Regions from separate parts of the Homo sapiens genome. Here region 1 is linked to region 2. Evidence: chromatin loops called from intact Hi-C (ENCODE). Cell type or tissue: mammary epithelial cell. All regions are shown on one strand. Links, peaks and the distances in the headings refer to the core of each region. The heading gives the core; the rest is flanking DNA. Region 1 has its middle 16 kb from the start of WIPI2. Region 2 overlaps RADIL (Rap associating with DIL domain).

The links. Hi-C counts contacts between places; a loop is a spot of excess contacts. Peaks named below come from ENCODE experiments on the same cell type or tissue, not always from the same donor. Only the 100,000 strongest peaks of a DNase experiment are listed, where the experiment ranks them.
Region 1: a loop joins it to region 2, with 16 times the contacts of the local background. A loop is called at or near these places in 6 of 110 quality-filtered maps.

What each region holds. Positions count from the first base shown.
Region 1 is chr7:5,166,848-5,182,368 of GRCh38, forward strand. It overlaps the pseudogene RNU6-215P. Among named protein-coding and RNA genes, the nearest start is that of WIPI2, 16 kb to the right of the region's middle. In mammary epithelial cell, for the core only: a CTCF peak has its summit at 7,851 (motif pointing left); no DNase peak of the experiment used is centred there.
Region 2 is chr7:4,791,632-4,802,861 of GRCh38, forward strand. RADIL (Rap associating with DIL domain) reads right to left here. Exons shown (of 15, transcript NM_018059.5): 12 at 10,022-10,364; 13 at 8,540-8,679; 14 at 7,999-8,138; 15 at 5,424-7,852. The coding sequence ends at 7,747. AP5Z1 (adaptor related protein complex 5 subunit zeta 1) reads left to right here. Exons shown (of 17, transcript NM_014855.3): 17 at 1-2,766. Among named protein-coding and RNA genes, the nearest start is that of MIR4656, 8.6 kb to the left of the region's middle. RefSeq lists silencers at 603-722, 6,547-6,596 and enhancers at 1,113-1,192, 1,297-1,971. In mammary epithelial cell, for the core only: a CTCF peak has its summit at 6,655 (motif pointing right); no DNase peak of the experiment used is centred there.

The sequences.
Region 1 (15,521 bases), core at 3,478-11,477, 380 kb after region 2:
GTTAGAGTCAGGGTCTCGCTCTGTCTCCCAGGCTAGAGTGCAGTGGTGCAATCACAGCTCACTGTAGCCTCCAACTCCTGGCCTCAATCAATCCTCCTGCCTTAGCCTCCCAAAGTGCTGCACTTACAGATGTGAGCCACGGTGCCTGGCCCTTAATTTTTAAAAAAAGCTTATGTATCTCAGAAAATATTTCTTTCCGGCCGGGCCTGGTGGCTCACACCTGTAAGCCCAGGACTTTGGGAGGTGGAGGCAGGCGGATCACCTGAGGTCAGGAGTTCAAGACCGGTCTGGCCAACATGGCGAAACCATGTCTCTACTAAAAACACACAAAAAAGTTAGCAGGGCGTGGTGATGGGTGCCTGTAATCCCAGCTACTCAGGAGGCTGAGGCACAAGAATCGCTTGAACCCGGGAGGCGGAGGTTGCAGTGAGCCAAGATCGCACCATTGCACTCCAGCCTGGGCAACAAGAGTGAAACTCCATCTCAAAAAAAAAAAAAAAAGAAAAAGAAATTGTTTCTTTCCAACAGGAGAGAGCCCAGCACTTATAGGGAAGCCCTGAGCATGGATTCAGGTTAAATGGCATTGGATCATGGCGGGTAACTGCAAGAGAAGCAACTACAGGGTTGTGAGGGGATGAAGGAGCCAGAAGGAACAGATCTCAGGATACAGATAACAGCCTTGAATCCGCCAGGCACGGTAGCTCATGGCTGTAATCCCAGTACTTTGGGTGGCTGAGGCAGGCAGGTCACCTGAGGTCAGGAGTTCGAGACCAGCATGGCCAACATGGTGAAACCCCGTCTCTACTAAAAACTACCGCGGGAGGCTAAGGCGGGTGGATCACAAGGTCAAGAAATCAAGACCATCCTGGCCAACATGGTGAAACCCCATCTCTACTAAAAATACAAAAATTAGCTGGGCGTGGTGGCACACGCTGTAGTCCCAGCTACTTGGGAGGCTGAGGCAGGCGAATCACTTGAACCCAGGAGGTAGAGGCTGCAGTGAGCCGAGATTGCACCACTGCACTCCAGCCTAGCACCAGAGCTGAGACTGTGTCTCAAAAACAAAACAAAACAAAACAAAACAAAACTACAAAAATTAGCTGGGTGTGGTGGGATGCACCTGTAACCCCAGCTACTCAGGAGGCTGAGGCAGGAGAATCGCTTGAACCCAGGAAGCGGAGGTTGCAGTGAGCCGAGATTGCACCATTGCACTCCAGCCTGGGTGACAGAGCAAAACTCTGTCTCCAAAAAAAAAAAAAAAGTAGCTTAAACCAATAGCCAAGGGAGTTAGAGTCACCAGATACTTGGTTCTCTATAGAAATTAAAGATAACATCTTGGGCCTGGTATGGTGGCACACACCTATATTTCCTTCACTTTAGGAGGCCAAGGCGGGCGGACTGCTTGAGCTCAGGAGTTTGAGACCAGCCTGGGCAACATAGCAAGACCCCTGCCTGCACTAAAAATACAAAACATTTGCCGGGCGTGGTGACACATGCATGTGGTCTCAGCTACTCAGGAGGCTGAAGTGGGAGAATCACCCGAGTCCAGGAAGTGGAGGCTGCAGTGGGCAATGATTGTGCCACTGCACTCCAGCAGCTGGGAGAAGGGAGTGAGACCCTGTCTCAAAAAAAAAAAAAAATCAGTGAGAGGAAGCAAGGACTGACCTTCACAGGGTCCAGATGCCTGGCACAGTGAGGCCAACCACCCACACCAAGGTTTGCAGCGAGAAAAAAGAGGGCATTTATTTGCAGGGCGCCAAGCAAGGAGAATCTGGCAGCTTTACATCCAGAACTCCCTGCTGGCTTGCAGGTAGGCGTCTTTAAAGGTAAGGAGGCGGAGGTTACGGCAAAGTCATAAATCAGTATGGAGGCTATACGTTGGTTTGGCCCTAAAAGGTGGGATATCTTAAAGTGGGGGCTTACAGGTCATAGGTGGATTCAAAGATTTTTTTTTTTTATTTCTAATTGGTTAAGGAAGAGAAAACTTTGTTTAAAAATGCGGAGTTGGCCAGGCGCAATGGCTCATGCCTGTAATCCCAGCACTTTGGGAGGCTGAGGGGGGCGGATCACCTGAGGTCAGGAGTTCAGGACCAGCCTGGCAACATGATAAAACCCCATCTCTACTAAAAGTACAAGAATTAGGTAGGATGCGGTGGCGGGCACCTGTAATCTCAGCTACTTGGGAGGCTGAGGCAGGAGAAAGGTAGAACCTGGGAGGCAGAGGTTGCAGTGGGCCAAGATGATGCCACTGCACTCCAGCCTGGGCAACAGAGCAAGACTCTGTCTCAGAAAAAAAATAATAATATAATATAAAAATAAAATAAAAGTACAAAAATTGGCCAGGTGCGGTGGCTTACGCCTGTAATCCCAACACTTTGGGAGGCCAAGGCGGATGAATCACCCAAGGTCAGGGGTTGGAGACAAGCCTGGCCAACATGGCAAAACCCCATCTCTACTAAAAATACAATAATTAGCTGGGCGTGGTGGTGGGTGCTTGTAAGCCCAGCTACTAAAAAGGCTGAGGCAGGAGAATTGCTTGAACCCGGAAGGCAGAGGTTGCAGTGAGCCGAGATCATGCCACTGAACTCCAACCTGGGCAACAGAGCGAGACTCCATTTCAATAAATAAATAGGCGGGGTGGGGTGGCTCACACCTGTAATCCCAGCACTTTGGGAGGCCGAGGTGGGTGGATCACGAGGTCAGGAGTTCGAGACCAGCCCGGCCAAGATGGCGAAACCCCGTCTCTACTAAAAATACAAAAATTAGCCAGGCATGGTGGCATGCACCTGTAATCCCAGCTACTTGGGAGGCAGAGGTTGCAGGGAGCAGAGATCGCACTACTGCACTCCAGCCTAGGCGACACAGCAAGACTCCATCTTGAAAAAATAATAATAACGATAAATAAATAAATTCTAAGAGGTAGCACTTAGCCATCAGAGGTGAGAGAAATACACTGATCATACGGGTGGCAACGCTGGAATGAGAACCATGGCGTCCTAACCCCAAGCAATCAGTGGCAATGGGAAATAGACCTAGCGGTGTTCCTAATGGATTGACAGCTACCCAGTGATGTCGTGGCTTGATCTACACAACAAAAACAACAATAAAAGAGGTCAAGAGCAGGCCAGGTATGGTGGCTCAAGCCTGTAATCCCAGTACTTTGGGAGGCCAAGGTGGGTGGATCACCCGAGATCAGGAGTTCGAGACCAGCCTGGCCAACATGGTGAAACTCCATCTCTACTAAAAATACAAAAATTAGCCAGGCATGCTGGTGCGTGCCTGTAGTCCCCACAGCAACTTGGGAAGCTGAGGCAGGAGAATCGCTTGAATGCTTGAACCTGGGAGGCAGAGGTTGCAGATCACGCCACTGCACTCCAGCCTGGGGGACAGAGAGAGACTCTGTCTCAAAAAACACCACAACAAAAAACAAAACAAAAACACCAGCACCCACAAAGGCTCAGCGGCATGCAGCAGTGTGGTGCGATTGGAGTCCCTCTGGTTCCTAGAATTGGAGTAAGGGGTCTGGCCTCTGTCCTCCAGGTGCCGGGGAGGGAAGGAAGTAGGGGAACCACACACTCAGTGTCACAGGAGGGTGTGGCATGGGTGCTGGGAAAAGGTGGTGCTGCCATCTAGGGCAGGAGCTGGTTCCACGTTGACTTGGGGGGATCAGAGAATGCAGATTCCAGGAGACAGAGTCCAGAGTTTTCAAAGGAAATGGGCAGGTGGTGGCCACTGAGGGCAGTGCCTAGGTTCCTGGCTGCTGAGCTTCTTTTATTTTTCTTTGTATCTTTTTTTTTTTTTTGAGAGAGTCGTCTTTCTCTGTCACCCAGGCTGGAGTGCAGTAGCGCAATCTCGGCAGACTGCAACCTCTGCCTACTGGGTTCAAGCGATTCTCATGCCTCAGGTTTGCCAGAAGCTGCGTTTACAGACGTGCACCACCATGCCCACCTAATTTTTGTATTTTTAGTCGAAACAGAGTTTCACTATGTTGGCCAGGCTGGTCTCAAACTCCTGACCTCAAGTGATCCACCCGCCTTGGCCTCCCAGTGTTGGGATTACAGGCGTGAGCCACTGCACTCGTCCTGGCTGAGCTTAAAAATAACACCATATTTCATTAGATCTAGGGCACCATCACCTGTAAGATGCATGTTTCTCTTAGGTACTACTAAGAAAGAGAAATCAGGCCAGGCAAGGTAGCTCATATTTGTAATCCCAGCACTTTGGCAGGCTGAAGGGGTCGGATCCCCTGAGCCCAGGAGTTTGAGACCAGCCAGGGCAACAGAGCAAGACCCATATCTACAAAAAAAAATTTTTTTTTTTAAATTTTCTTTGAGATGAAGTCTTGCTCTGTTGCCCAGGCTGGAGAGCAGTGGTGTGATCTCTGCTCACTGCAACCTCTGCCTCCCCAGTTTAAGCAATTCTTCTGGCTCAGCCTCCCAAGTAGCTGGGGGTTACAGGCGCATGCCACCACGCCTGGCTGATTTTTTTTTCTTTTGTTTTTTCCTTTGTATTTTTAGTAGAGACGGGGTTTCACCATGTTGGCCAGGCTGGTCTCGAACTCCTGACCTCAGGTCATCCACCAACCTTGGCCTCCCAAAGTGCTGGGATTACAGGCATGATCCACCGAGCCCAGCCTCTACAAAAAAATTTTAAAAATCAACTGGGCATGTTGGCACACGCCTGTAATCCCAGCTACTGGGGAGGCTGAGTCAGGGGGATCACTTGAGCCCAGGAGGTTGAGGCTACAGAGAGCTATGATCATGCCACTGTACTCCAGCCTCAGCAACAGAGCCAGACCCTGTCTCTGAAACAGAAACAAACAAAAAAAGACAGAAAGATAAATCACTGACAGTTAATTTTGCCAACATTTTTATCTTGTACTTTTTCAAGCATTCAGAGAAGTTTAACAGAATTGTATCATGAACACATGTACGGCCACCTCCCAGATGCTACTACTGGCATCTTACCCTATTTGTCCTGTCATGTATCTATCCCTTGATACATTCATCCATCCTTTTTTCTTTTTTTTTCTTTCTTTAATTTTGAGACAGAGTCTCACTCTGTGTCCAGGCTGAAGTACAGTGGTGCTGCCTTGCAACCACCCCCGGCTAATATTTTGTATTTCGACTAGGGATGGGGTTTCACCACATTGCCTGGGATGGTCTCAAACTCCTGACCTCAAGCCATTCCCACCCACCCCCTTTGCTTCCCAAAGTGCTCTCAAAGCATGAATCACTACACCTGGCCAGAATATATATATATAGTTGTTGCTGTTGTTTTTGTTTTTGCCTTTTTTGAGATGGAGTCTCACTCTGTCGCCCAGGCTGGAGTGCAGTGGCGTGATCTCGGCGCACTGCAACCTTTGCCTCCTGGGTTCAAGCGATTCTCCTCCCTCAGCCTCCTGAGTAGCTGGGATTATAGGCATGTGCCACCACATCTGGGTGATTTTGTATTTTTAGTAGAAACGGGGTTTCACCATGTTGGCCAGGCTGGTCTCAAACCCCTGACCTCAGGTAATCCACCGCCACGGCCTCCCAAAGTGCTGGGATTACAGGCATGCGCCACCGCGCCCGGCTGATTCTATATATATTTAAAGGGCTTTGGCTCACACATGTGTCTGCATTTGTTAACCATCAGTGAACGTTCACTCAAAAGTTATGCATTGCACCGTGTAAATTTCCCCTGCCAAAAACGAAGCGGTAAACACATATTCAACTCTAGTTAATAGTATGCATGCTGAAGTGCTTATCGTGATGTTTGCCAGCTACTTTGAAATGCATTTTTAAAAATGATGGGGCAGGTGTGGTGACTCACGCCTGCAGTCCTAGCACTTCAGGAGGCTGAGTCAGGCAGATCACTTGAGTCCAGGAGATCGAGACCAGCCTGGGCAACATGGCAAGACCCTGCCTCTAGAACAACTACAAAAATTAGCCAGGTGTGGTGGCGTGCCTGTGGTCCCAGCTAGCCGGGAGGCTGAGGCAGAAGGATCACCTGAGCCCAGGAGGTCGAGGCTGCAGTGAGCTACGATCATGCCACTGCACCACTGCACTCCAGCCTGGGTGACAGAGCAAGACCCTGTCTCAAAAAAAAAAAAAAGAATCGCAGAAAGTTCCATCATGCCTGTTCCACTCAATCTTCACTGCCTGTTCTGACTAGCTTTGCCTATTCTAGAACTTCTTAGAAATGGAATCATTCTAGATTCCTTAGAACGTGTTTGAGATCCATGCAAGTTGTGGGCATCAGTAGTTCACTTATTTTTATTGTCAGGTGGTTTTCTAGGGCATAGGTGCCCCATAGTTTGTTGAATCCTTCTGCTGTTGATCAACACCTGAGCTGTTTCCAGTGTTTGGTTATTATTGACAAAAAAAAATCATTGATTTCTTTTTTGTTGTTTTTGGTTTTTGTTTTGTTTTGTTTTTTTGAGACCGAGTCTCACTCTGTCGCCAGGCTGGAGTGCAGTGGCATGATCTCGGCTCACTGCAACCTCCGCCTCCCAGGTTCCGTGATTTTCCTGCCTCAGCCTCCCGAGTAGCTGGGATTACAGGCATGCGCCACCACGCCCAGCTAATTTTTGTATTTTTAGTAGAGACGGGGTTTTACCATGTTGGCCAGGATGTTCTCGAACTCCTGACCTCAAGTGATCAACCCACCTCGGCCTCCCAAAGTGCTGGCATTACAGGCATGAGCCACTATGCCTAGCCTTTTTTTTTTTCTTTTTTTTAAGATGGTGTCTTGCTCTGTCACCCAGGCTGGAGTGCAGTGGCGCAATCACAGCTCACTGCAGCGTCAACTTCCTGGGGCCAGACGACCCTCCCAGACGACCCTCCCACCTCAGCCTCTCGAGTAGCTTGGACCACAGCTGTGCACACAGCGCTGTGAGATTACAGTGAGCTATGATGGCGCCACTGCACTTCAGCCTGGGCAACAGAGGAAGACTCCCCCTCTAAAAAAGAAAATGCACTCAGTGTTGAAAAGACGCTTTATCAAAGAAGATATACGGATGGCAAATAAGCACAGGAAAGCATGCACAACATTACTGACCACGAGGAATTGCAAATTAAACCACAACAGGCCAAGTGAGGTGGCTCATGCCTGTCATCCTAGCACTTTGGGAGTCCCAGGTGGGTGGATCACTTGAGGCCAGGAGTTCGGGACCAGCCTGGCCAACATGATGAAACCCTGTCTCTACTAAAAATACAGAAATTAGCCAGGTGTGGTGGCAGGTGCCTGTAATCCCAGCATCTCAGGAGGCTGAGGCAAGAGCATTGCTTGAGCCTGGGAGTCGGAGGTTGCAGTGAGCTGAGATTGTGCCCTGCACACCAGCTTTGGTGACAGCGAGACTCCATCTCAAAAAAAAAAAAAAATGTATAGAACTATACACCTAACACAGGTGAATTTTGCCGTATGTAAATTATACTTCAATCAACCAAAAAAAAGCACCTGAAAATATACGTAACTACACCAACAAAAAAGAGAGAGGCCACATCTCCACATCTTTGTACTGTGTGTGTGTGTGTGTGTGTGTGTGTATGTCTGTCGTGCATAGCAGAGGGGGGAAGAAGTGTGTTCGGAGGCACACCTGCTGCCATAACGATGGCCGGCAGCTTTAACTACCATGCATTTTTAATCACAGAAGGGTTCAGTGCTCGAATTTCCAGGAGCTGACCACCAGGTCTGAAATTCAGCCTGGCCCTTCTCTGACATGTGCAGCCTCTTGTCCAATCCTGCCCTGTCCGCCCCACTCCTCTAGTCCTGATCACGGGACTTGAGGTGTTTCCCGGAACAATAGTCCCATTCCCGCCTCCCAGGAGGGGAGCCCATGCCAAGTCAGCCAGCCTAGGAGGGTCCCCTTGGGTCCAACATGCTGGGAGTTGGTGGCCTCTTGTGGCCAGAAATAGAATTATCACATATTAAAAATGATCACTGGCCGGGCGCGGTGGCTCACGCCTGTAATCCCAACACTTTGGGAGGCCAAAGCAGGCGAATCACGAGGTCAGGAGATTGAGACCATCCTGGCCAACATGGTGAAACCCTGTCACTACTAAAAATACAAAAATTAGCTGAGCATGGTGGCGCACGCCTGTAATCCCAGCTACTCCGGAGGCTGAGGAAGGAGAATCGCTCGAACCGGGGAGTCGGAGGTTGCAGCGAGCCGAGATCGCACCACTGCACTCCAGCCTGGCGACAGAGCAGGACTCCATCTCAAAAAAATAAAAATAAAAATTAGCTGGGCATGGTGGGACGCTCCTGTAGTCTCAGCTACTTGGGAGGCTGCGGTGGGAGGATGACTTGAGCCCGGGAGGTCAAGGCTGCAATGAGTCATAATTATGCCACTGCACTCCAGCCCGGGTGACAGAGCGAGACCCTGTCTCAGAAAAACTGAAAGAATTTTTTTTTTTTTGAGACGGAGTCTCGTTCTGTCGCCCAGGCTGGAGTGCAGTGGCGCGATCTCCGCTCACTGCAAGCTCCGCCTCCCAGGTTCACGCCATTCTCCTACCTCAGCCTCCCGAGTAGCTGGGACTACAGGTGCCCACCACCACGCCTAAATAATTGTTTGTATTTTTAGTAGAGATGGGGTTTCACCGTGTTAGCCAGGGTGGTCTCGATCTCCTGACCTCATGATCCGCCCGCCTCGGCCTCCCAAAGTGCTGGGATTACAGGCGTAAGCCACGGCGCCGGGCCCAAGAATTTTTAAAAGATCATAGTAGGCCGGGTGTGGTGGCTCATGCCTGTATCCCATCATTTTGGGAGGCCCAGGTGGGAGAATCGCTTGAGCCCAGGAGTAGTTCTGGACAACAGAACAAGACCCTGTCTCTATTAAAAATATTAAAAGATCACATTAAGGGTTGATTCTGCTTATGGCTGGGGTGGGAACGGCATTTCCATACAGGGTTAGAGGCCTGTACATTAGTGCAACCTTTTCAGCAGCACAAGTCAAAATCTAAAATACACACACCCGGCCGGGCGCGGTGGCTCACGCCTGTCATCCCAGCATTTTGGGAGGCCGAGGCATGTGGATCACGAGGTCAGGAGATTGAGAGCATCCTGGCTAACACAGTGAAACCCCGTCTCTACTTAAAAAATACAAAAAATTGGCCGGGCATGGTGGCGGGCACCTGTAGTCCCAGCTACTCGGGAGGCTGAGGCAGGAGAATGGCGTGAACCCGGGAGGTGGAGATTGCAGTGAGCCGAGACAGCGCCACTGCACTCCAGCCTGGGCAACAGAGCAAGACTCTGTCTCAAAAAAAAAAAAAAAAAAAGAGAAAAAAATACACACACCCTCTGACCTATGGGAATCACAGAAGTCTTGCCCAAACAGATTTTCCTCTAGTTCTAAGTAAAAGAGACAAGAATATTCACATCTTTGTGTTAAGTGAAACCACAGGAACACAATTGGCTATATCCAGAATGCGGGACATTCTGTAGGACAGGGGCTTCAGTCTCGCCAACAAATCCCTGACATAAAAACGGGCAGTGAAGCCGGGCGCAGTGGCTCATGCCCGTAATCCCAGCACTTTGGGAGGCTGAGGCGGGCCGATTGCCTGAGGTCAAGAGTTTGAGACCAGTCTGGCCAACATGGTGAAACCCTGTCTCTACTAAAAATACAAAAAAATTAACTGGGCGTGGTGGCATGCACCTGTAATCCCAGCTACTCGGGAGGCTGAGGCAGGGGAATTGCTTAAACCAGGAAGGTGGAGGTTTCAGTGAGCCAAGATCATGCCATTGCACTCCAGCCTGGGTGACAGAGAGAGACTCCATCTCGAAAAAAAAAAAAGTGCACTGAAGAGACCATTGATTATAAAGAAACTTAAGACCAGGCACATTGGCTCACATCTATAATCTCAGCACTTTGGGAAGCTAAGGCAGGCGGATCACCTGAGGTCAGGAGTTCAAGACCACCCTGGCCAACGTGGTGAAACCTCATCTCTACTAAAACTACAAAAATTAGCTGGGAGTGGCAGCATGCACCTGTAGTCCCAGCTACTCCGGAGGCTGAGGCAGGAGAATCGTTTGAACATGGGAGGTAGAGGTTGCAGTGAGCTAAGATCGCACCACTGCGCTCCAGCCTGGGCAACAGAGCGAGACTCTGTCTCCAAAAAAAAGAAAAAGAGAGAGAGAGAACGAGAGAAAGAGAGAGCCAAGAATATCTCCACGGGATCATAGACAAACTGGGGGGAGGTGGTCAGGAATTCTGTGGACCTGTGCTTGGCAGCACCCACTCGAAGCAATCAGATTAACACCTGGAGTAGACCCAAAACATTCCCCACACGCACCCAGACCCATTGTCACAGGTACCAGGGGCTTAGCATAAGCTGTGGCCAGCACGGAACAAACGATAAGCCGCTCTGGCACAGCGGTGACTCCTAGGAAGCCAGGCTTAAAGATGACGTCAGAGCCATCCCCGGCCATCTGGAAGGCTGCCTGCCCAAAGCTGCGCCTTCTCGGGAGAAATCACAGGAAGAATGCCAAGCTACCAGTTCCTGACTGACCAGGGCAAAAGGGGAAATTCTCTGAATGGTGATAGCAGCCTCCAAGCCACACACACGTCCAGTGGGAAAGGGCAAAAATCTAACTGGCCAAGGGGCTTAAACACAACTTTTTTTTGAGAGAGAGACAAGGTGTCACTCTGTCACTCAGGCTGCTGGAATGGAGTGGCATGATCATGGCTCACTGCAGCCTTGAACTCCTGGGCCCAAGCAATCCTCCCACCTCAGTCTCCTGAGTAGCTGGGACTACAGGCATGCACCACCATGACTGGCTAATTTGTTTTATTTTTTGTAGAGATGGGGTCTCGCTGTGTTGCCCAGGCCCGTCTTGAATTCCTGGGCTCAAGTGCTCCTCCTGCCTCGGCCTCCCAAAGTGCTGGGATTACAGACATGAGCCACCGTGCCTGGCCAAGCACAATCTTTAACCATTAAGTGGCTTATGCTGACCCAGGGGCGACCCCTAGGTAGCCAAGTTAAAAGGTAAAAACAGGAAGAAAAAATCTGAGCAGGGACATCTGAGTCTGCATAGTGTGAGATGAGGATCGTAGTGGTGAAACTTGTTCAGCCCAGTCACAAAGTAATACATCACCTAGCAAACAACAGTAACCACAACCCCTGACTGGAGTTGGGGGAATCAAGTGTCAGAGTTGCTAAAATACATTATCTAAAACGTCCAGTTTTTGGCCGGGCGTGGCAGCTCACGCCTGTAATCCCAGCACGTTGGGAGGCCAAGGCGGGCAGATCACGAGGTCAGGAGATTGAGACCATCCTGGCTAACACGGTGAAACCCCGTCTCTACTAAAAATACAAAAAATCAGCCAGGTGTGGTGGCAGGCACCTGTGGTCCCAGCTCTCGGGAGGCTGAGGCAGGAGAATGGCATGAACCCAGGAGGCAGAGCTTGCAGTGAGCCAAGATCACGCCACTGCAATCCAGCCTGGGCGACAGAGCAAGACTCTGTCTCAAATAATGATAATAATAATAATAATTTTTAAAAAAATCCAGCTTTCAAGAAATAATTATGAGACATGCAAAGAAATAGGATTGGCTGGGCACAGTGGCTCATGCCTGTAATCCTAGCACTTTGGGAGGCCGAGGTGGGTGGATCACTTGAGGTCAGGAGTTCAACAACAGCCTGGGCAACATGACGAAACCCCATCTCTACTAAAAACACAAAAAAATTAACTGGGAATGGTGGCGTGAGCCTATAGTCCCAGCTACTCAGGAAGCTGAGGCATGAGAATGGCTTGAACCCCGGAGGCGGAGGTTGCAGTGAGCTGAGATTGCATCACTGCACTCCAGCCTGGGGACAGAGAGAGACTCCATCTCAAATAAATAAACAAATAAACTGCAAGACTTGTATATTTAAAACCACAAAACATTGTTGAAAGAAATCACAGACCTAAATAAATGGGAATACGTCCCATATTCATGGATCAGAAGACTTAATGTTGTGGGTTTTGTTTTTGTTTTTAGAGATGAAGTTCTTACTATGTTGCCCAGGATGGACTTGAGTATCTGAACTCAAATCATCCTTCTATTTCAGCCTCCAAAGTACCTGGCACTACAGGCATGTGCCACCATGCCCAGGACTTAATATTAAGATACCAATTGTCTCAAAAATTACTTACAGGGTCAACACAATTCCTATCAAAATTCTGACTGTAGTTTTGCAAAAACTGACAAGCTGGTCCTAAAATTCCTATGAAAATTAAGAAACCTGGAATAGCTAAAACAATCTGGAAGACAGACGTACCAAGTTAGAGGTCTCACACTTCCCAGTTTTAAAACTTACTGCAAAGCTACGGTAATCAAGACAGTGTGGTACTGGCATAAGGATAGACATTAGATCAATAGAATAGAACCAAGAGTCCAGAAGTAAGCCCTTATGTTTTTGACAAGTGTTTCAATTTGAGGGGGAAAGAATTGCCTTTGCAAACAAATGGTGCTGGGAAAACTGGATCGTGACCATTTTTTCTGATAGCAACTCAACTGTTAATTTTATTGAATGTCCCTTGTATGTGATGAGTTACACTTTTCTTGCTACTTTCACGATTCTCTTTGACTTTCAACACTTTGACTATCATGTGCCTAGCTGTTAATCGTTTTTTAGTTTATCGTACTTGGAGTTCATCAAACTTTTTGAATATTTAGATTAATATTTTTTAAATCGAATTCAGGAAGTTTTCACCCTCTATTTCTTCTAATATTCTTTCTCCCCCTCTTCTCAATCCTATCCTTCTGGGATTTGCATTATGCATATACAGATATTCCTCAACTTACAATAGAATTATGTCTTGATAAACCCATTTTAAGTTGAAAATATCATAAGTCAAAATGCATTCAATACACCTAGCCTGGCAAACATCATAGTTTATGGCCGGGTGCAGTGGATCACGCCTGTAATCCCAGCACTTGGAAAGGCTAAGACAGGAGGATCACTTGAGCCCAGGACTTTGAGATCAGCCTGGGCAACATAGGAAGACTCTGTCTCTACAAAAGAAAAAAAAATTAAATTAAACAATATGGCACTTCTGGAAATCAGATTCCTCTCTCCCCACTCCCTGGGGTTTGCTGTTGTTGTTGCTTGTTGCTGCTGGTGTTTGTTTAGTGACTTTTCTGGACTTTGTAAAATCTGTGTTCTTTGTTCTGTGCAACCACTGAAGACTTTGCTTAGTTATCTCAGTGGTCAGCTAATAACTGGACAGAGATATTCCTAGACGTCTACTTGCTTTGGCAGCACATACACTAAAATTAAAATGATACAGAGAAGATTATCTGACCCTTGTGCCAGGATTACACACAAATTCGTGAATTATTCCATATTTTTAAAAAAATGATTTAAAAAATTAAAAAGTGATCTTTTTAAATGCTTTAGACCATTAAGTTTCCCAGCATTTGCTGACAAACTCTGTGTGTGTTGAGGCATGTTTTCAATACTCCAGCAAGCAACTTACAACTCTGCCTTAGCCTTCATTTCCTCTTGTGCAGACACTCAAGGTCAGCCAGAGGTGAGAGTTTAGGACCTTCTCAGGTCTTCCTGGGTGTGCGCACAGCCCTGTACATGCACGTAGCCCACTAGATTCTCAGAAACACAGCAGGGGTTTTTTAAAGTATCTTATTGGCATCTCTTTTCCCAGTTATTCCTTTAAAAAATTTTTGATCAAGCCAGGCGCAGTGGCTCACGCCTGTAATCCCAGCACTTTGGGAGGCCGAGGCGGGGGATCACAAGGTCAGGAGATCGAGACCATCCTGGCTAACATGGTGAAACCCCATCTCTACTAAAAATACAAAAAATTAGCCGGGTATGGATGTCTGGAGCCCATTCCTTTGGCTTCAACTTTTCAGACAGTGTTATCTTGTAACTGTCCTTGAAGTGAGCTGCTAAGCAGAGGAAAACTTGTTCTTCTTTTCTTTTTAACCCTTGCCTTGCCACGGTTACACCACATCAGGTAGTTGAAATGTTAAACAATTGCCACTGATTGTTTTGGACAAATGCCTTGGGCATAGGGCTATTTGCACAGATACTGGCAAACTCTTGGATCAAATAAAGACAAGCTTTGAGAATAGCATTTTTCAGCAAACTGGCAGACAAGTCAAATAGTGACAGTTTTTGGGGGATGGGGCTTTTAGGGAGCTCCAAGCCCAGCCTGCCTCTTCCAGTGACTGGCAAGATGCTTGTTTTCACAGCTACCATGGTTAAAAGCCAGCCTATTTTCATGGATCTGGAAGAGAGGGATGCTTTTAGAGCAAATTAAAATGGCACAAAATCAGTGTTTATACTGAGATTCAGCCCTCTTACTTGAACATATACTCTTCAAATTGTTGCAAGCCTTTAGATAATTTCCAGGTCTGAAGAAATTGATTTTGACCATTTTTGTCAGCATTCTCTTTGCTTATATGGAGGAGTGAGTTTTTGGAGATTCTTGCTCCACTATTCTGGAAGCATTTCCTTTTATCCATTCAATATTTTTTGTTTCCATTGCCATTCTTTACATTTTTAAAATTTTATTGTAAATTGACCATGTGTGTATTTATGGTGTACAACGTGATGTTATGGCTTATGAATACAACGTGGAATAATTAAATCAAGCTAATTAATACATCCATCACCTCAAATATTTATATTTTTTGGTGGTGAGAACATTTAAAATTTATTTTCTTAACAATTTTTTTTTTGTTTTAGAGACAGGGTCTCACTCTGTCACCTAGGCTGGAGTGTAGTGGCATGATCACGGCTCACTGCAGCCTCAACGTCCCAGGCTCAAGAAATTTTCCCACCTCAGCCTCTCAAGTAGCTGGGACTACAGCTGTGCGCCACCATGGCTGGCTAATTTTTAAAATTGTTTTGCCGAGATGGAGCCCCACTATATTGCCAAGGCTGGTCTCTAACTCCAGAGCTCAAGTGATCCTCCCACCTTGGCCTTCCAAAGTGATGGGATTACAGGCGTGAGCCACCACGCCTGACCTCTTAACAGTTTTGAAATGTACTATACAGTGTTGTTAGTTATATTCACCAGGCTGTGCAATAGCTCTCAAAAAAGCATTCCTTCTTTCTAACTGAGATTTTGTACCTTTCTTTTTTTTTTTTTTTTTTTTTTTTGAGATGGAGTCTCGCTCTGTCGCCCAGCCTGGAGTGCAGTGGCGCGATCTCTACTCACTGCAAGCTCCGCCTCCAGGGTTCACACCATTCTCCTGCCTCAGCCTCCCAAGTAGTTGGGACTACAGGTGCCCGCCACCATGCCCGGCTAATTTTTTGTATTTTTTACTAGAGACGGGGTTTCATCGTGTTAGCCAGGATGGTCTCGATCTCCTGAACTCATGATCCGCCCGCCTCAGCCTCCCAAAGTGCTGGGATTACAGGCATAAGCCACCGCGTCTGGCCTGGCCTTTTTTTTTTTTTTTTTTTTTTGAGATGTAGTTTCACTCTGTTGCCCAGGCTGGAATGCAATGGCGCGATCTCCGGCTCACTGCAACCTCTGCCTCCCGGGTTCAAGCGATTCTCCTGCCTCAGCCTTCCGAGTAGATAGGATTAT
Region 2 (11,230 bases), core at 2,788-10,787:
GATTGGAGGCTTGAGGCCCTGTGGCTGGGTCGGGTGGAGGCTGCTGGGTCTGTTTCCTAGTCTTTTGTTTTTGGACAGTTGATGGGCAAGAAGAGCTGCAGTAAAAGTAAATCTCCTTTAATAAGCGTCTGTATGAAGAGTGCGCGATCAGTTCCGTTACCTGCCCTGCACCCTGGGGAGAGGACCAGGGATGGGAACCCCTGGCAGCTGCTGCCAGTCCTGGAGGCTCAGCCCGGCGTGCCACTGCTGCTACAGAAACCAGGTCATTTGTGCACAGCCCGGAAGGCAGCGGCGCGAGTTCCCGGGTGTGGTCACCGCTCTGGGTGGTGCGCTTGTCAATGCCCCTTTTGATGCCCTTGAATAGCCTGAAGATGAAGGGGACCGGGGGAGGGTTGCAAGCGCCATGGCCTATGCAGGCTGCGGCCTCTGGCCATTCGGAGGGAAGGCCCCAGGGAGCCACCTGAGTGGAGCTCAGAACACTGGATTCGCGCGAAGGGGAGGTGTCTGGGCGTGCGGCCCCAGCCCCGCCACCTTCCTGGGCCCTGTGGTCCCACCCTCCGGACTACCAAGGCACAGCTGTGTCGCACGTTCCGCCCGGTGCCTGGGACGGGCTCAGCCGCCAGGGGGCGCCGCCGCCCCGAGAGCCTCACGCCCCGCCCCCAGGCTCAAACTCTTCCCCCTCCCCACTCTGGCTCCGCCCCCGGTCTCCTCTTTTGCTCTGGCCCCGCCCACCTCCCCTCCGGCCTCGGCCCCGCCCCCAATCCCCCATAGCTCTGCGACTAAGAAACCACAGGCTGAAGGCGACTGCAGGGTCCTGCCCCTTGCCCAGCCTCAGGACTATGGAGGGGGCGAGTGACGCGCAAGGAACGGAGCAGGGGACACCGTGCGGGCTCAGGAGCTCCCCAGATGCCCGAGCCGAACCGCGGGGTCCTCACCGCCAGGTTCCAGCCCAGGAAGCGCTCGCCTGCCCCACAGCCTGGGCCTTGGGTCGCGTTCCGAGCTCCAGGACGGCTGGTGTCCCCCGCGGCCTGCGATGACAGCCCAGGGCCGCTGAGCCGGGGCCGCAGGAAAGGCTGGCGCTGGCAGGCGCTTCCGTCGGCAGCACTGTGTTTGTGTTTCCACGTGGAAACAGCAGCGCACGTGTACAACTGTGCATACCAAGGCGTGCGTGCCAGTGCGCGGGTCTCGGGATCACTTCCCAGTGCGGTGCACGACCCCGCCTGCAGCAGTGGGTGTGGGGGCGCTGCTGGGCTCATCCCGAAGCTCAGAGAGCGTGGGGCTGCCCCTAGGCTCGGAATGAGTCTCCCACTGAGTCCGCAGCTCCCCTCCTGCCCTGGGGCGGGGCTTCCCTGACCTGAAGGCGTCGGGGGTGTCCTGGCTCCCAGCTCCCAGGCACTCGTGGGGCCACCGCCCAGGCCAGCTGGTGCTAAGTCCGCAGCCTGTGCAGCAGCGCCCGGCTTAGGACTGGGAGTGTGACTTGAAGGGCCGTCCCGCTCATCCAAGGGACAAGGAGGAGCTCATGGCCACAGGGCCTCGGAGGGCATGACCCCAGCCCAGGGAGGAGCAACCTTCAGGTGGCCTCCAGGAGGCAGCTGGGAAAAGGGCAAAGCTCACCAGCTCTCAACTTTTTTTTTAAATAAACTGAAATTTTAGAATAGTTTTTCAGATTTACAGAAAAGATGATAAACCTTAGAAACATTATATGCTAAGTGAAAGTGAGAAGTGACAGCCTGCTGGCAGTCCTCACAGCCCTCGCTCGCTCTTGGCGCCTCCTCTGCCTGGGCTCCCACTTTGGCAGCACTTGAGGAGCCCTTCAGCCCGCCACTGCACTGTGGGAGCCCCTTTCAGGGCTGGCCAAGGCCGGAGCCGGCTCCCTCAGCTTGCGGGGAGGTGTGGAGGGAGAGGCGCGGTGGGAACCAGGGCTGCACGCGGTGCTTGCGGGCCAGCGCGAGTTCCGGGTGGGCGTGGGCTCTGTGGGCCCCGCACTCGGAGCCGCCGGCTAGCCCCGCCAGCCTGGGCAGTGAGGGGCTTAGCACCTGGACCAGCAGCTGCTGTGCTCGATTTCTCACTGGGCCTTAGCTGCCTTCCTGCGGGGCAGGGCTGGGGACCTGCAGCCCGCCATGCCTGAGCCTCCCCCCTCCCCTCCGTGGGTTCCTGCGCAGTCCGAGCCTCCCCAACGAGTGTTGCCACCTGCTCAGGGCACCCAGTCCCATCGACCACCCAAGGGCTGAGGAGTGCCTTTGGAGCAGGGCACGGGACTGGCAGGCAGCTCTACCTGCAGCCCCTGTGCAGGATCCACTGGGTGAAAGCCAGCTGGGCTCCTGAGTCTGGTGGGGACTTGGAGAACCTTTATGTCTAGCTAAGGGATTGTAAATAAACCAATTGGCACTCTGTATCTAGCTCAAGGTTTGTAAACACACCAATCAGCACCTTGTGTCTAGCTCAGGGTTTGTGAATGCACCAATAGACACTCTGTATCTAGCTACTCTGGTGGGGACTTGGAAAACCTTTTTGTCAACACTCTGTATCTAGTTAATCTGGTGGGGACATGGAGAACCTTTGTGTCTAGCTCAGGGATTGTAAACGCACCAATCAGCACCCTGTCAAAACAGACCACTCGGCTCTACCAGTCAGCAGGATGTGGGTGGGGCCAGATGAGAATAAAAGCAGGCTGCCCGAGCCAGCAGTGACAACCCACTCGGGTCCCCTTCCACACCGGGATGCTTTGTTTGTTCGCTCTTTGCAATAAATCTTGCTGCTGCTCACTCTTTGGGTCCACACTGCCTTTATGAGCTATAACACTCATCGCAAAGATCTGCAGCTTCACTCCTAAAGCCAGCAAGACCACGAACCCACTGGGAGGAACGAACAACTCCAGACGCGCCGCCTTAAGAGCTGTAACACTCACCGCGAAGGTCTGCAGCTTCACTCCTGAGCCAGCGAGACCACGAACCCACCAAAAGGAAGAAACTCCGAACACATCCGAACATCATAAAGAACAAACTGCGGACACGCAGCCTTTAAGAACTGTAACACTCACCGCGAGGGTCCGCGACTTCATTCTTGAGGTCAGTGAGACCAAGAACCCACCAATTCCGGACACAAAAGAATCCAGACCCAAGGCCACATACTGCATGACTCAGGTCAGAGGCGTGGGAGCCACAGCAACCGCGTCTTAAATAGGGGCTGGGTAAAAACGAGGCTGAGACCTGCGGGGCTGCATTCCCAGGAGGACAGGCATTCTTAGTCACGGGATGAGACAGGAGGTCAGCACAAGGTACAGGTTCAAGATGCGGGTCCCAAAGACACTCCTGATAAAATAGGATGCTGTAGAGAAGCTGGCCAAAACCAAGACAGCAACGACAGTGATCTCTAGTCATCCTTGCTGCTCGTTAGTTGCTAATTATAATTCATTAGCATTCTAAAAGACACTCCCACCAGCGCAGTGACAGTTTCCAAATGCCACGGTAACGTCAGGAAGTTACCTATGTAGTCTAAAAAGGGGAAGGACCCTCAGTTCCAGGAAATCTTCATCCCTTTCCTAGAAAACTCATGAATAATCCGCCCCTTGTTTAGCATGTAATCAAGAAATAACTCTAAATATACTCACTAGCGCTCATGCTGCTGCTCTGCCTTTGGAGTGGCCATTTTTTTTTTTTTTTTTGAGACAGAGTCTTGCCCTGTTGCCCAGGCTGGAGTGCAATGATGCAATCTCGGCTCACTGCAACCTCCACCTCCTGGTTTCAAGCAATTCTCCGGCCTCAGCCTCCTGAGTAGCTGGGATTACAGGTGTGTGCCACCACCCCCAGCTAATTTTATTATTTATTTATTTTTTTTTTTTTTGAGACAGAGTCTTGCTCTGTTACCCAGGCTGGATGGAATACAATGGCACAATCTCAGCTCACTGCAACCTCCGCCTCCCAGGTTCAAGTGATTCTCCTGACTCAGCCTCCTGAGTAGCTGGGATTACAGGCGCTTGCTACCATTCCCAGCTAATTTTTCTATTTTTAGTAGAGACGGGGTTTCACCATGTTGGCCAGGATGGTCTCAAACTCCTGACCTCAGGTGGTCAGGCCTTGGCCTCCCACAGTGCTGGGATTACAGGCGTGAGCCAACGCGTCTGTCCCACCCAGTTAATTTTTGTATTTTTAGTAGAGATGGGGTTTCACCATGTTGGTCAGGCTGGTCTCGAACTCCTGAGCTCAGGTGATCCACCCACCTCAGTCTCCCAATATGCTTGAATTATAGGCATGAGCCGCTGCGCCTGTTTCTTTTCTTTCTTTTTTTTTTTTTTGAGGCAGAGTCTTGCTCTATTGCCCAGGCTGGAGTGCAATGGCGCGATCTCGGCTCACTGCAAGCTCCGCCTCCCAGGTTCACACCATTCTGCCTCAGCCTCCCAAGTAGCTGGGACTACAGGTGCCCACCACCACGCCCGGCTAATTTTTTGCATTTTTAGTAGAGACGGGGTTTCACCGTGTTAGCCAGGATGGTCTCGATCTCCTGACCTCGTGATCTGCCCGCCTCGGCCTCCCAAAGTGCTGGGATTACAGGCGTGAGCCACCGTGCCCGGCCTGTTTCTTTACTTTCTTAATAAACTTGCTTTCACTTTATGGACTTGCCCTGAATTTTCCCTTGCTCGAGGTTCAAGAACCTTCTCTTGGGGTCTGGATCAGGACCCCTTTCTGATAACACTTACATGAAATATCCACAAGAGGTGTAGACAGAGGCAGAAAGTGGGTTTGTGGTTGCCAGGGCCTAGGGGCAGAAGGGAATGGGGAGAGCCTGCTTAGTGGCCGTGTTTTCCCCGTTGGAGGTGACCAAACTAGACAGTGGTGATGGTTGCATAACACTGTGAACGTGCTGCTTGCCATTGAATTATACACTTTAAATAGCTAACTCTATGTGAATTCCACTTTAACTTAAAAAGTGGTGACAACTGAATATGTACAAAGCGTAACTGCTATATTAATAGTAACAAGTCAACGTCGGTTTTCAGGTTTTGCAGTGGGAGAAGCTGGTGGAGGTACACGGGACTCTGCTATTTTTGCAGCTTCCTTTGGATCTATAATTATGTCAAAATAAAATGCTTTTAAAACACAAAAACAGGCCGGGCACGGTGGCTCACGCCTGTCATCCCAGCACTCTGGGAGGCCGAGGCAGGCAGATCACCTGAGGTCAGGAGTTTTGAGACCAGCCTGGCCAACATGGTGAAACCTGGTCTCTACTAAAAATACAAAAATCAGCTGCGTGTGCTGACAGGTGCCTGTAATCCCAGTCAGGAGACTGAGGCAGGAGAATCACTTGAACCTGGGAGGCGGAGGTTGCAGTGAGCCGTATTGCACCATTGCACTTCAGCCTGAGTGACCAGAGTGAAACTCCATCAACAAAACAACCAAAAAACAAAACACCCATAAGAAGTGTTACCTTTCACAGTGTTGTAGATTGTCTGGGGCCTGGCTGGGAAGTCGTTCTGCTCCACGTGGTGTCCCCGGGATCACTGGTGGGACTGCATTCGCCTGGAAGCTCAGCAAGACCAGAACAGCCAGTGGCAGCCCTCACCAGTCCCGCACCTCAGCTAGGTGCTTCAGCGGCCAGAGGCTAGCTGGGCCTCCCCGACTCCACGGGGCCTCCCTTCCTTGGGGTGATGCCAAGAGCTTCTTTCCATGGATGCTGAGTTCCAGGAGCATGAAAATAGAAACCAAAGGCCCTTCAGTCTGGCTTGGAAGGTCCCAGAATATCACTTATGCTGCATCCTGTTGTTCGGAGCAAGTCAGAAGGCCGGAGAATATTGCAGGGAAGAAGAGATAAGCCCCCTTCTCTTTGTGGGAGGAACTGTTGGTGGCCACCTTTGGAAATGCCTTGCCACTGTCTTTCCTCTGGCCACAGTCCACACCCCTCCCACATAAAAAATATACTCAACCCCCTTCCACCGTTAAGGCATCAAATCAGAGTCCAGGATCCTGGGATCTGCACCAGGTCCAGAAATGCAGACCGTCCAGAGCTGTGAGACATTCTCGGCAGTGCTAACACACACGTTGTGGGACTCCTAGGAAAAGAAACAGAACAAGGCCAGGCATGGTAATCCCACGCCTGTAATCCCAGCACTTTGGGAGGGCAAGGCGGGCAGATCACTTGATGTCAGTTTGAAATCAGCCTGGCCAACGTGGTGAAACCCTGTCTCTACTAAAAGTACTAAATTAGCCAAGCGTGGTGGCAGGCGCCTGTAATCCCAGCTACTCAGGAGACTGAGGAGAATTGCTTGAACCTGGGAGGTGGAGGTTGCAGTGAGCTGAGATTGCACCACTGCACTCCAGCCTGGGTCACAGAGCGAGACTCCGTCTCATAAAAAAAAATTAAATATTTATATTTTATATAATAAAATATAAAAAATGTTTATAAAATATACGAATATATTACGTATACATGAATATGTAATATATTCATATATAATTATATATTTATATATATTCATATATTTTACATATCTTAAATATATATACAAACACTATATATATATATATATTTTATCCAGTATTTTGGGAACCTGGCAGTGGTCGCCGTTTCGAGCCAGGCGCAATGCGGAGCCGCACACAGAACTGCGGGTCGGCAGAGGGCGCGGGGCGGACGCGCTGCACCTCGCCGTAGCGCACACCAGGGGGCAGCGTGGAGCTGCACGAGGCCCAGGGCCTGGGACAGACCCAGGACACCGATCTGGGGACCCCGCACAGACCTCTGTCCCAGTGAGAGGTGCATCTGCAACTGATGCCGGGACCCTCTTCCCCAGGGTTTCTCTGTTGCTATCAAAGATGACCCTGGGCCACCAGTTCCACCACAGCCAGGAGGGCGCGGAAGCCACCCACACCCAGTTGGTGGAGCTGCTGAGGATGCCCAGCGACCCACGCTGTCACCCCGAGGCAGCAAGTGCCCTGCCCTGGTCCTGCGCATGGTCAGCCAGCTGGTGGAGAGGGACGCTGGCCTCCTGCCCGGGTTAGGGCCGGTGGCCAGGGGGACGCTGGTGAGGATTAAGGGCCTGGGGCCGCCAGCCTGGTATCAGGGCCACGCTGGTGGCTTTAGTAGGGGAGAGGAACTCAGGAGGGAGCAGGAGTCCTGGGAGAGGAAGCAGGGCCCAGGGTGGGCTCGGCGCCTCAGAGACCATCAGGCCGGTCCACTTTCCAACGCCTGGGTGTCTAGACCTTTCTCTGGGGCCTGTGCTGAGCAGCGGGATCAGAAGTCCAGCATCCTCTGCCAGGTCTGGCCCTGCTTCAGCTGGGAGGGGCTGTTGGAGCTGCTTCCTGCAGTGCCCTGTGTCTGGGTGGGACGGGGGCAGGGAGAGTCAGTTCAGATGATCCCCTGATGACAGCTGTCACTGCATTCTCCCGTGCCGGTGGCAGGCAGAGGCCATGGGGAGCCCCTGCGGCCCCTCCGAGCAGCCCACGCCTGCTGCCCGAGTTGAGACCCCAGCAGGGCACCCTCTAAGAACGGGAAAAATAGTTTATTGAACCGTACTTCTCCATTGAAGTCTTTAAACATAAAAGCTCTGTAACAAACATCACAATTTCACGTCATCTGCCATATAAATAGAACCTACACTGAGATGCATGTTATCAACAGGCATGTCCCCAGGGTGAGGCTCCCCACCCGGGACCCAACTTGGTCAGTTACAAAACAGGGACGAAGGCGGGAGGAAGCCCAGTGTCACCAGGTGGGACCGGGTGCCGGGCCTGTGGGGGTGTCCTCGCAGCCCCCCTAGAGAGGGGGCGTGCGGAAATGGATCTTCTTGGCTGTTTCCACGTCGGACTTCGCGACCAGGAACCGCATCTTCTTCCCGCCATGACGGATCAGGTCCACAGCTCTGAAATCCATGCCAGAGGTGGGGGTGGGCAGGAGGGCACCAGGGGAGACCCACAGGGTGCAGCCGGGCCTCTCCTTTACCCCAGGTCCACTCCCCTGAGCAGGGCATCTGGGAGAAGGGGCCGGGCGTGCATGCGGTGGGGGTACCTCAGGTAGCCAAGGCCCAGGAGGCTGCTGCCATTCACCTCCAGGATACGGTCCCCCAGCGACAGGCGCCCGTCGGCCGCTGCGGGGCTGCCCGGGAGCAGGGTCTGGATGTAGAGCCCGGGGGCGCCCAGGTGCGTGTGCTGGGGACAAGCAGAGGCCTCAGAGCTCCGCAGGCCCGACTGGCTGTCCCCAGCGAGGACCACTGCAGCCCCTCCCTTGGCACCTACAGGCCCCCGCCTGGCATCCAGCCAGGCCCACTCATGGTTTCACGCGTCCCTCCAGAAAAGCAGTGGACACCACCGTCCCCACAGGCCCAGGACAGACCCCAAAGGCTTGAGGACAGAGGCAAGAGACAGCAGGCCCAGGGGGCGTGGCCGTTGGACAGGCTGGGTTCCCCTCCCAGCTGCAGAGGCCAACCCCACTCTCCTCCCCGAAGGCCTTCCTGTAGCCACGTGGCCACGCAAGCTGCGGCCAGGCTTGCATGAACAGGCGGGGCCAGGCAGCCAGTATGGGGGTGCGGCGAGGGTCCTGGGCCACTCACCATCCCGTCGATCAGGCCCATCCCCAGCCCGGAGGGGCCTCGTTCCAGCTCCACCGTGAAGACGTAGCAGAAGTCCTCGGTGCTGGAGCTGCGGCTGGACGGGGCTGGAGGGGACTCCTCCGCAAGGGCTGCAGAGTCTCCTGGGTGGGGGCCAGGAAAGGTGGGTGGGAGTGAGGCGCCAGGAATCACGACGAGGAATGGGATGTCCTGGCCTGGCTGCCTCTGTAGGGCGTCAGGGATGGGATGGCCTCCTGTGGCTCCCAGGAGACGCTGTTCAGGCAGAATGTGACCGGCAACCCAGACATTAGGGTCGGGGTCCGCCCATGGGCGACACCCCCATGTTCCCTGAGGGAGCACCTCAGTCCCCGCCCCTGGCAGTCCCAGGACACTCGCCCCTCTGGGGGCGGCTGTTTTCCAGCTCCAGGGACCCACGCGGTTCTGTGCCACCTCCTCAGCAATCTCTGCTCCTCCTCCTCCTCCCTCCACACCCAGATGTGGCCATGTGCACCCTGAGGGTTCCCACCGCTGACCAGACCGGGGCCCCAGGCCCTAGCCCAGCCCAGCCCAAGCACCTGCCCTGAGGGCCACCAGCTGGTGCCCTCTCCATAATGGTGATCCTGCCGTGGGTGCACTTAGGTCAGAGATGAGCTGTGCACCTGAGCAAGTGGCCTGCCTGGGACCCAGCTTGGCCAGGTGGCCCCAAGCCACAGGGGACACTCTGACTCTGCACACGCACCCAGGACACTTCGCTCCTGCAAGGCACACCCAAGCCCCTCACAGGAGGCCAGGGCCGGCTGGGGCTGCCTCACCCTCAATGCCCTCCCCAGCCTAGGCCAGCTGCGCACACACACTCATGCACACATATACTCACAGCCATGCACACATGTGCAAGCATGCCCATGCACACGTGCACTTACACCCATGCACAGATGCACACACAATGCACACCATGCAGACACACCCATGCAGAGATGCACACACAATGCACACCATGCAGACACACCCATGCAGATGCACACACCCATGCACACACGCACCAGCACACCCATGCACCTGTGAGCACACATATCCACACGCACAAGCACACAGGCACACACAGGCCCTGCCCTGGAGGACTCCAGCTCCACCTTCTCCCTGAAGACCCCTGGGTTCCCCCTCAGCACATCCTCTCCACTGGCTCAGCCATCCCTTCCTCTGCCCAGTGCAGGAGTGACTCTGAGCCACTTTCTAGACTCTCTCCCTCCCAGATCACAGTGAGTATCTGCCCAAGACGTGTCAGCGACTGAGCGACCGTGTGGCCCAGCTGCTGGGGGCTGAGCAGCCCTGAGCCCTCTCCATCTGGCCCCGTCTCAGGTTGCAGGTGTCTGTGGGGCAGGTAAGGAAACCTAGGACCCAAGGGGGGAACGATCCCAGGGGACCGGCCATCAGGGTGCTGTGCGGGGTCTGGGGTGGGTTCCCGCCTGAGCACCAGGCAGGGCTCACCTTCCGGAGCTGCACCCCGGAGGCCGCTGAGTCCGTTCCTCTGCCTCTCTGGGAGCGCTTTTCCACAGGGGCCGCCGGACTCTGGCCAGTCGGGGTCCCCAGGCTCAGGGCCAAGTGGAGTGCTGGGAGGCGTGAGCAAGCAGGACGAGTCCGTGTGCGGGGGGCCAGCCTGGGAGCCCCCACGGCTGGGTTGCCTTCCAGGGGGGGCCTGTGCCCAGGGAGCCCCCCTCAAGGGAAGAGTACGCTCCGGGGCCACTTCCCGGGCTGCTGGGCCAGGGTCCCTGGGAGCCAGGGGGCAGCTCGGGGCCTCCAGGTGCCCGTCAAGGACCACGTGGTGCATACCCTAGGGAGAGGAAGGGTGACAGCTCAGGTAGAGGAGTGGCCAGGTGGACACAGCACTCGGGCAACTGGGCAGCCTGCAGCAGAAGGGCCGCCAGGCCGCGGGGCAGAGGTCAGCAAAGGACTCCCGCAGCCTGTGCAGCTTGAGACGCGCAAGAGGCAAAGGGGCTTCCCCGCCATCCGGAGCACAGCCTGCGCTGGGCCAGGACTCCCGGGGTTCCCAGAGCTCCCGCCTGCTGCCCCCAGCCCAGCTTCCAACCCTTCTCCTGTCCTCCCGGGCACCTCGGGGCACGCTGGCTGGGGGGCCCCCTCCCCAGGTACCTCGGGGCATGCTGGCTGGGCCCCCTCCCCGGGTACCTCGGGGCACGCTGGCTGGGGGGCCCCCTCCCCGGGTACCTCGGGGCACGCTGGCTGGGCCCCCTCCCCGGGCACCTCGGGGCACGCTGGCTGGGCCCCCTCCCCGGGCACCTCGGGGCACGCTGGCTGGGGGGCCCCCTCCCCAGGTACCTCGGGGCATGCTGGATGGACCCCCTCTCTGGGCACCTCAGGGAATGCTGGCTGGACCCCCTCCCCGGGCACCTCGGGGCACTCTAGCTGGGGGGCCCCCTCCCCGGGTACCTCGGGGCATGCTGGCTGGACCCCCTCCCCGGGCACCTCGGGGCACTCTGGCTGGGGGGCCCCCTCCCCGGGTACCTCGGGGCACGCTGGCTGGGTCCCCTCCCCAGGCACCTCGGGGCACGCTGGCTGGGCCCCCTCCCCGGGCACCTCGGGGCACGCTGGCTGGGGGGCCCCCTCCCCAGACACCTCGGGTCATGCTGGCTGGACCCCCTCCCCGGGCACCTCGGGGAATGCTGGCTGGACCCCCTCCCC